Regions from separate parts of the Mus musculus genome. Here region 2 is linked to region 1. The links are chromatin loops, found by intact Hi-C in ENCODE. Cell type or tissue: left cerebral cortex. All regions are shown on one strand.

Region 1 (5,000 bases):
CCAAGTGCTGGGATTAAAGGCATGTGTCACCACGCCCGGCTCATTACAGACATTTATGAGCCACCATGTGGTTGCTGGAATTTGAACTCAGGTCCCCTGGAAGAGGAGCCAGTGCTTTTAACCACTGAGCCATCTCTCCAGCCCTGTGGAGGTTTTTTATTTTGTTTTGTTTTGAATTCTTGCTCTCCTGTTTTACCCCACCATAGCCTAGACAACTAAGGTATGCGTATATATGTACATGTGTACAAGTGGGTGTACCTGTGTGTACATGTGTGTGGAGGTCAGAGAGCAACCTTAAGTGTAAATAAGTCAGGAGCTGTCCACCTTGGTTTTTGAGACAGGGTCTTTTACTAGGACAGAGCTCACCAGATAGCCTGGAGGATTTGTTCTCAACTTTCCAGACTGAAACTACAAGTGTGTGCCACCATGTATTTTTTTTTTCTTTTTAAAAAAGATTTATTTTATTTTTAATTGTAGTGTGTGTGGGGAGAGAGAGAGAGAGAGAGAGAGAGAGAGAGAGAGAGGAGAGAGGAGAGAGAGAGAGAATGCACAGAGGCTAGGAGTAATCATTAGGTCCTCTGGGTATAGAGGGGGTTGTCAAGTGCTGGGAACTCTGGAAGAGCTAGAATATTTGACTGAGTCTACTCTTCAGCACTGCTGGCTTCTTTTTCTTCTTTAAAAACAAACAAACAAACAAACAAACAAACAACCCAAACAAATGAACAAAAAAAAAACTCAAGAAACAAAAATGTTGTTTCAGGCCAAGCATCCGTGGCACATGCCTTTAATCCCAGCACTTGGGAGGCAGAGGCAGGCAGATCTCTAAAAGTTTGGGTCCAGCCTGGTCTACAGAGCAATTTTCAGGACAGCCAAGGCTAGACAGAGAAACCCTCTCTCAAGACAAAACAAAACAAAACAAAACAAAAGAAGATCAAACCCTCTCAAACATAGGGGACGGAGTGGGGGGCATAGGATGAAGTTCACCTGAAAGCAAACATTGCATCTGTCAATGTGGTGTCTTATGTAGAATTATTACCTATAGTTATCTCTGGCAAGTGATTGACACGGGCAACCCTATCTTGAGTCACCTTCCATGTTAGACAGTGGTGGCGCACGCCTTTGATCCCAGCTTTAGGGAGGCAGAGGTAGGCAGATTTCTGAGTTTGAGGTTAGCCTGGTCTACAGAGTGAGTTCCAGGACAGCGAAGGGTACACAGAGAAACCCTGTCTCTGAAAAACAAAACAAGCAAAAGGGTTCTGGAGAATGAACTTTATAGGATGTGCCATTTCCCGATTCCTGTAGCTTCTTCCGTCCCCTTAAAAAAAAAAAAAAAAAAAAGGCTCTCACTACATAGCCTAGCCTGGCTTTGAACTTGTAATCCTCTTGCCCTTGATTTTCCAGTACTATTACTACAGGCACGTGCAGAAATTAGGATTCAGAATTTATATGTTTATATACATATGTTTACACACACCTTTTAATACTACACCAACATCTGGTATGTGATCCTTCTTGTCACAGATGTCTATCTGTATGTTCTTGCGTGTTGTTAGTATGTTTCATTTTTTTGGAGAAGTCATCCCTGAAACATTCTAGGATTGTATCCTGTTTTTCCCATTATTGGGTAGTCTATGTGGTGAAAGAGGCAGTAGACTCGAGGATCAGTAGATCTGTAAAAATTCTGCAATTATTACTGAAAATGTTGGGTTCCCTCGCGGCTGAGACTTTTTTTTTTTTTTCTCCTTCCTATCCTTTGCCTAAAGGGGCTGTCTCGCCAGTTCCATCATTTCAAGGTCTGATCACTACTTTCATATGCAATGAAAAGATAAGGCTTCTTTTTTTGTTGTTGTTTTTTGTTTTTCGAAACAGGGTTTCTCTGTATAGCCCTGACTGTCCTGGAACTCACTCTGTAGACCAGGCTGGCCTCGAACTCAGAACTAGTGCTGGGATTAAAGGCGATTAAAGGCGTGCGCCACCACCGCCCGGTTTAAGGCTTCTTTTTAAGAGTCCTTTTAAAAACAGCAAGAAAAGGAAGGACAAATGGATTCTAAACCAAGAGTGTTCGTGGTATTAAGCAGGGTTTCCACTGCACAAAAGAATAAAAGTTAACTCGGAAAACAGTTTTACATCATCTAGGACAGAAGCCTAATAACCAGCGTGAGACGAACAGTCCAGAGATTAGGGCGAGTAAATGACTAGGCGCTTAAGACGTGACAGGAGCCACAGCCCTGCACCGACCCGGAGACCTCCCGGGTGAGAAGAGTCTAGTCTTTCTCTTGGCCGCGAGACTGCGCATGCGCACCCCGCGGGGGGGCGGGGCGAGCCCTGGTCGCCATCTTGGCGCGCGCGGGCTTCCCTCCCGGGCCGCCCACTGGAGTGCGCTGTGTTCCGCTTCCCGTGGCATCCCGCCGAGGTAACCCGCGGCCCGGGTCCTGGCTGGTCGCTCGAGCAGGCCTCCCCATCGCCGCCACGATGCCCTGCGTGCAGCTGCCCGCCAAGGAGAGCGCCCTCTTCAAGCGCGTGCTGGTGAGCGGTGGCCCGCCCGACCCCTGCGCGCTTTCTTTCCCACCGAGCCGGGCTCTCCTCCGGCCGCTTCTCCTTCCGTTCCCCCGCGGCGCTCCCTCCCTGACTCTGGAGCTCCCCACTGCGGGAGCTTTCCAGAAAGTTCCCCGGCCGAGTCGCCGGAACCCCGGCGCCGGGCTCAGCGGGTCCCTGCAGTCCTCCCCTCGGAGTAGTCCGAGCTGCTTCGGGTCCAGGCTGGGCCAAGCACCGCTGCTTGCGGGGTACGGGAACATGGAGCCCGCGATCCTCGGGAGCCCATGCCTCTGTGCGGGAGAGTTTGCATGTTTGTGCGGGCCCGGTTTTGGAAGTGATTTGCCAGAAACTTGCTTCTAACTCGTCCTCGTGATGAAAGCTGCGGAGAAGGGCTTTGTGCTTGAGACCCTTTACGTGGCTTTGAAGCCTGAATAAGAATAGTAATAATGATGATTAATAACAAGTTGCCTTGGTCATGTTAGACCCATGCCCAGCTAAACGAGGTTCGGTTTTACGTTTTTAAAGTTTACTTAAGACATGCTCACTCTGTAGCCCTGGCTGGCCTGGATCTCTCTATGCAGACAAAGCTAGCCTAGATTTTAGAGCTGCTTTTTTTTTTTTTGCCTCTCGAGTGCTGGGATTCAAGGCATTTGCCACTGTGCCCAGACAAGAAGTTTTCTCTGGGGAGTGTGCCAGCATATCTGCCACCTTGGCACCTTGACCAGGTTATATCCTTTCAGGGAGGAGAGAGGTGACACGCTTCTTCTCTGTATGTTGCGGGGCTCTTAAAGATTTAGAAAAGAAAATGAGTTAATAGCGGTATGTTCTAAGCTGCCCTTTTAATTTGAGAATGTGCTACTTGCTGGGCAAGCTTTTAGATTTCAGGGTGAATTTGTATTGAGAGCACGTGGCTGAATAGCGTTAGCTGTTGAGTAAGGAAACACTGATCTTAATACTTTGTTGCCATCACCTGACAAAATGTTACACTTAGTACTGGCTCAAGCCAACAGAAGCTTGACATGTAGCATTGAGAATGTTAACAATGATACAAGTGGACTAGGGGACTACTTTTTTTCTTTTTTTTTTTTCTTTTTTTTTCTTTTTCTTTCTTTCTTTTTTTTTTTTTTTTTTTGAGATGGCCATATATTTCAGGTTGGCCAAAAATAACCTTGAACTCATCTGCTTTTGCCTGGAGGGTGATGGGATTACAGTTCTGGATACCACATCTAGCCTTGGGATGATAATGTTTCAAATCTCAGTTTGGTACAGTTAGTAGAGAAGCGTGTGTGGCAAATAAATGTCAGAAGTGTTCACTCCTTTGGTAGCTGACAAAGATCAGGATTAGTTAAAGAACACTTGTACTCTTCCTCAGTAGTTTCTTCTGCTTATAGCCCACTGTCTTTGTTAATTATCAAGTGAACCTCAATAGTCAAAGCTGGACCTTTAAAAAATTTTTTTACTACATTTATTTATGTGCATGTGTGCACACCATGGCGTTTGTGCAGAGATTAGAGGACACCTTCCAGGAGTCAGTTGTCTCCTCCCATAGTCAAACTCAGGTAATCAGGCTTGGTGCAAGCATCTTTCCTAACTGACCCATTTCCTTGGCCCTATTTCCTATTTTATTTTGCTTACTTTGAGGAGTTTCAGAGTTTCACTCCAGCCCACAGTAGGTTGTATAATCTAGGCTAGCCTAGAACTCATGGCAGCCTTTTGCCTCATCTAACTTCCTAAGGACTGGCGTTGATTGATTGATTATAGGGAACGAGCCACCAGGTTTGGCCACATAGCTATTTAATTTATTCATATGGTTCAATATTTTTTCTGTTACTTTTATCTTCTAACCATTTGGTAATCTTCCCAGAGCCAATCAAGAAAATTCATTTTAAATATATTTTAATGAATGCTTTGAAATTATCACCTCCACATCCAAAATCTCCTGCAAGAATTAGCTGTGCCCTTGGCGCCGTGTTGCTGTGAATCTAGGAGGATGATTTTATTGGACAGCTCTTGATTACTTGTCTAGTGTAAAGAAGCCTAAACAAGAATTCATTCTCGGGCTGGAGAGATGGCCCAGTGGTTAAGAGCATTGACTACTCTTCCAGAGGTCCTGAGTTCAATTCCCATCAAGCACATGGTGGCTCACAACCATGTGTAATAGAACCCAATGCCCTCTTCTGGTGTGTGTCTGAAAACAGCTACAGTGAACTCATAAAAATAAAATAAATCTTTAAAAAAGCATTCATTCTCCTAGAATTCACAGGATGGTTCTGAAGATAGATAGTAAATAACTAGAATGTCAGAGACAACAGAGTGATAGCAGTGGGTAGCAGATGAAAGTGAGTAGTAGATAGGATTGGATAGGCAGAGGGTAGGAGGCTTGTATCTGTGTGCTAGTGTCTCGCTTTACTTTCCACATTAGTAAAGCGAGATGATAGCACCACTTTAAAGGAATTTTTATAAGA
Region 2 (5,000 bases), 54 kb after region 1:
TTAATCCAACTACTACTGAGGGGTAGTAATTTTCACCTGTAATCTCTGGGACTCCACATGCTGATGCAGGAGGATGATAAGTTTGAGGCCAGCCTTTGTCAGTTATATACACAGACCCTGGCTCAAACCAAATTATTCCAAGCAAAGAAAGCTTTCAGTGCAAAGATATCTACTGAAATGTATGTAAATTTGGGGGAAAGAGAATGAACTAAAATATGTTCAGAGATATGGGAACCAGTAGTCAATGGTAGAATGGAATGCCAAGTGGTCATTTAAAGCAGTATTTATTCAAACAATTTATAATACCAGTGAGTAACAGCCTTTTTTGCTTTCGTTTTTTTTTTTTTTTAATTATATCTTTTTTTTTTTAAAGATTTATTTATTTATTATATGTAAGTACACCGTAGCTGTCTTCAGACACTCCAGAAGAGGGAGTCAGATCTTGTTACAGATGGTTGTGAGCCACCATGTGGTTGCTGGGATTTGAACTCAGGACCTTCGGAAGAGCAGTCGGGTGCTCTTACCCACTGAGCCATCTCTCCAGCCCTAGAAATTGCTTTCGTTTTTTTTGTTTGTTTCTTTTGTTTTGAGATAAGGTCTCGTGTAGCCCAGCCTGGCTTTGAACCTAGTAAGCAGCTGAGTTTGCACTTAGTCTTCCTGCTTTGACCTAAGTGGTGGATTACTCCTACCTGGTTACAAATAACTCTTAGACTACATATGTAGAAATTAGCAAACAATAAATCTCAACTGTGTAAAAATATGCCTGGGAAAAAGTCTGAAAGGAAGTTTATACCAAAACTTTACATTGACTTTGGATTATGAGTAAATTTTTTTCCTCAAATTTTTATTGCTCTTAGGGTTTGTTTTGTTTTGTATTTTTATGGATTGTTTAATATCATTTCAGTGTCTTAAATATCTTAAGCCACAGATAACCTAGAACTTCTTAGAACGTCTCACTGCTTGTACATCCTGAGTACTGAGATTGTAGCCGGTGCCACTACATCCAGTTGTGTGCAGTGCTGGAGACTGCGCTAAGTTAGGCAAGCATCCTATGAGCTGGGCTGCATTCCTAGCCTTGCTTTATGTACTTTTTGTCTTGAAAAGTTCTTTGTATCCTGTCTTGTTATGGAAAGGATTTTAGGCAGCTTACACGAGGGCCTAAAGTATCAAAGGCAACATTGTTGAAAGCTGATGGAAGAGGAGTTGAAGACAAACGAAGGGTGTACCACTGGGGCGGGGGGCGGGGGGGGGGGCGGGATTTTAATCTGAATTTTGTTGTTAGAGGAGAAGTCTCCATTCTGACATGTTTGGAAGAAATACTTACATTAATAAAAATTACATTTCTAGGCAGAAAGAGCAGAGAAGAATTTCTCTTTAAGAACAGAGGACCGGCTGGAGAGATGGCACGGCTGTTAAGAGCATATATGCGCTGCTCTTCCAGATGATCTGAGTTAGATTCTCAGCATCTCCTCAGCAGCTCACAGCCACCTGTTCACTCCAGCTCCAGGGAGAATTGAACACCTCCGGCCGGCCTCTGGCTACTTCTACTCACATGCATAAACCCCCACACAGAGACACACACACATATCTTAAAAATAATAAAAAAAATTAAAGTAATAGGTGAAAGTAGTAATTTTTAGAAAACCAGGATAATAAAAAGCATTTTAATAATTGTGAGAAATTGATTTTGAAATATTAAATGTAATTCTAAGGAAAAGGAAAATGTCTACCATATAAGAATAAAACAAAGTCAAAAGACCATTTTGTAACTGTAAGTTAATATTATATAGCATTCTCAACAAATTACTGCCAATTAATGTACATTAATAAGACTACAGTGGGACTGTGAATCTAGGCCATATCTGTAAGACATGCTGGAACCGGGCTTAGTTTTATTTTAAATCCCCTTCTCTATGCGTGTGGCGAGGTCTTTCTGTGAGCATGTATACCTTCATGACAATAATTTGTTCTGTAGATGCCTTACTTAAGGTGCTATGCTGTTTAAGTGTTTCTACCTGAAATGATTGACGATAGAGGCTAGCCCTGTGAGTTTATGTTTTGAATTATACTGTTTCTAAGCACAGAAATTGTCAAATTAGGCTTTTTCAGTAAGTGTTTAATAACTGTGAAGGAAAAACTTTGATAACGTGTTTTGTTTTAAAATGTATTTTTAAAATGTTATGTGAAATGAGTGTTTACATGTATGTATGTTGATGCACACGCGTGCAATGTCTGTGGAGACCAGAAGAGGGGGTCAGATTCCCTGGAACTGGAGTTACAGATTCCGAGCTGCTACATAGGTGCTGGGAACGGAACCTGAATCCTCTGTAAGAACAGCAAAGGCTCTTACCTTCTCTTCTGATATTTGCCATGGTAATTCGTCTCAGTGTAGCTGAAAGGTTCAATGAGATGTTTCTGAATAGGAAGAAATGTCACAGTTGGCTGCCTAAAGCTGGGGGCTGCCAGCTCTAGCCCACCACTGAGTGACTAAACACTGTAGCCACATGCGAGTGGTCAGGATAAGTCAGATGAAATGTAAGCCTTAGGAGTTACTCATCCTTATAATGTCTTGGAATTTCAGGTGCTAAAATGATGTATTTTCTGGACAAGTCAAGGCAAGAAAAAGCAATTGCTACAGCCACTAGGTTGGATGAAACTATAAAAAATAAAAATGTGAAGGTAAGATTCTTCAGAGCTTGATTTATAGGTCTTGCAAGATCTAACAAAACATATATCTCTACAACATAGTTTTAAGTGGGTCAAAGCGCTCAGCCTCTATCCATTATTGCGTGTGACTTGAGGCCAGTTATGGGTGTGGAAGTGATACCTGTTGTATAGTTAACTGAAATAGCAAAGCACGAAGTAAACACCTCTTCCTAGCTCATCCGGAGAGACACTTGAGTGCCCTTTTACACAGCACTTGAAATTGGAATCCTGCGTCACCCTCCTGAGCGCTGGGCCTCCATAACCAGCTCAGAGCTAGAGTTTAGCCTTCTTTATTTGAAATAATTACTTACTGTAGATAGGAAGAAGCAACTGCAGTCTCTCTGTGGGATAAGTTGTCTCTGTTGATTAAAATTATTAGCTGAGCTACTTTATTTTTTTACAATTGGTCTTTTCTCCTTGTGTCAATAGACTCTAATAAAGGTGTCTGAGGCCCTCCTGGATGGCAGCTTTGGGAACTGTAGCTCCCAATATGAAGAGTATAGGAAGACCTGCCATAGCCTGCTCCCACTCACACCTGCTTTCCTGCCTGCTGCGAGGGAAGCCCTCGGTCTCAGTGCTGAGCTGAACCACACAGCTGACCACAAGCTCTTAATGAATGAAATTTGAATCTTGTGGGAAGTTGCTCCTAAGACTCAAAGCTGAATTCACATCAGGTTTCTTTTTCACTGTACATTTTAAACTGGCGTAAAATAAAATATTTGGATAGAAGGGGTTTTTTGTTTGTTTGTTTTTTGTTTTGTTTTGTTTGGTTTGGTTTGGTTTTTTCGAGACAGGGTCTCTCTGTGTAGCTCTAGCTGTCCTGGAACTCACTATAGACCAGGCTGGCCTACAGAAATCCACCTGCCTCTGCCTCCCGAGTGCTGGGATTAAAGGTGTGAGCTACCACGCCCGGCTCTGGATAGAAGTTTTAAATGGAATATTGTGTAAACTTATTTTATGCTGTGTCTGGCCTTCAATTTACATGGACATCTGTTACAGGTACTTGTTTATACTTGTACAGTCTTATACTTCTGAATTATGAGTGTTGTTGCTTCTGTATTATATGCTTCAGTTGCTGATTAAGGTATAGACAGCTTTCTGACACTATTTTCTTTAGGTCCTAGTTTCAGAATCTGTTTTGACCTCTGGTTTATTTGATTATTTTGAAGGGTTAACTGAATGTTAAGAAATAGCCATATTTCTCATTTTGGTCGATAATGTGATTTGTCCCCTTTTTACCTTAACTTGTATGATTATTTCCTTTGTCATAGCCATAAAAGTGATACTTTATGGTTGAATAAGGATACACCAGTGTTATGTTGATGATTCCGAATGTGAAGACTGGTTTGCCTCTTAGTCATGTAAATTTAACAGTTAAATTTGTTGTGTATGTAGTCTAGTCTTACAGGCGATTGGGTAGGAATTGTGTTTTCGTGGTTGAGCTGCTTGGAGACTTAGCAAGCAGCTACTCTGAGAGGTTTTCTTCAAGGGAGGAGGACTTGGCAGAGTACACACTAGAACACAGCACTACCTCCCTCACAGCCCTTCAGTGAAGTTTTAGATCTCTCAGATGAGACCTTAAACTACAATTAAACTATTAACTCATAGTGCTGTTGGACAGTATTTGAGGGGAGCCCTTTTTGCCATATCTACATCATGGAATCACTCCATTTCTCAGTGTCAATATGTCTGTAAATCTACCTGATATAAACCCAGAGAGATGATTTTATTTAGACAGTTCTAATTAAAGTGGTTTTCCTTTATTTCTTAGATTCATAGCTATTGAAGAGGAAAAAAGATCACTGTAAAATAATGCCAACCTAGACAATGCTACAATAAATTATTTCATGCAGAGTTGCTTGTTTATATCTTTTATTATTTTGTATCCATACTAGAAAAATATTTTTTGGGAAAGTAGAAACTTAATCATCTCAATCTTTTCAAGTTTATAGAAAATGTGACTGTCAATAACCAACTTCCAGATATGCTTTGGTGCCACAGTAAATAGGATTCTTTGGTGTTTTAAAAGTATAAAATGGGGCCAGGCATGGTGGTACACTTCTTTTATCCCAGCACTTCAGAAGATCTCTGAATAGGAGGCCAGTCTGCTCTATAGATGGAATTCCAGTCCAGCCAGGGATACGTGTTGAGACACTGATTTAAAAAAAAAAAAAAGAAAAACTAATGGCTATTTGTCATGAACTGTCCTGGCAAGTAAGAAAAGGATATTGGTCATGGACTATCTGTCCTGGCAAGTAAGTCATTCCTCTTAATGCCAACAGGATGCTGGTTGA

Evidence for each region. Hi-C counts contacts between places; a loop is a spot of excess contacts. Peaks named below come from ENCODE experiments on the same cell type or tissue, not always from the same donor. Only the 100,000 strongest peaks of a DNase experiment are listed, where the experiment ranks them.
Region 2: it touches region 1 in a loop (3-fold over the local background); 8 of 42 quality-filtered maps call a loop at or near these places.

What each region holds. Positions count from the first base shown.
Region 1 is chr14:79,388,088-79,393,087 of GRCm38, reverse strand. Naa16 (N(alpha)-acetyltransferase 16, NatA auxiliary subunit) reads left to right here and starts at 2,420. Exons shown (of 20, transcript NM_025832.2): 1 at 2,420-2,526. The coding sequence starts at 2,473. In left cerebral cortex, a CTCF peak has its summit at 2,365; DNase peaks (open chromatin) are centred at 2,370 and 3,136; H3K4me3 peaks cover 1,744 bases; H3K27ac peaks cover 1,459 bases.
Region 2 is chr14:79,334,067-79,339,066 of GRCm38, reverse strand. It overlaps Naa16 (N(alpha)-acetyltransferase 16, NatA auxiliary subunit), which reads left to right. Exons shown (of 20, transcript NM_025832.2): 19 at 2,582-2,679; 20 at 3,136-4,560. The coding sequence ends at 3,333. Among named protein-coding and RNA genes, the nearest start is that of Rgcc, 35 kb to the right of the region's middle. In left cerebral cortex, a CTCF peak has its summit at 2,239 (motif pointing right); no DNase peak of the experiment used is centred here.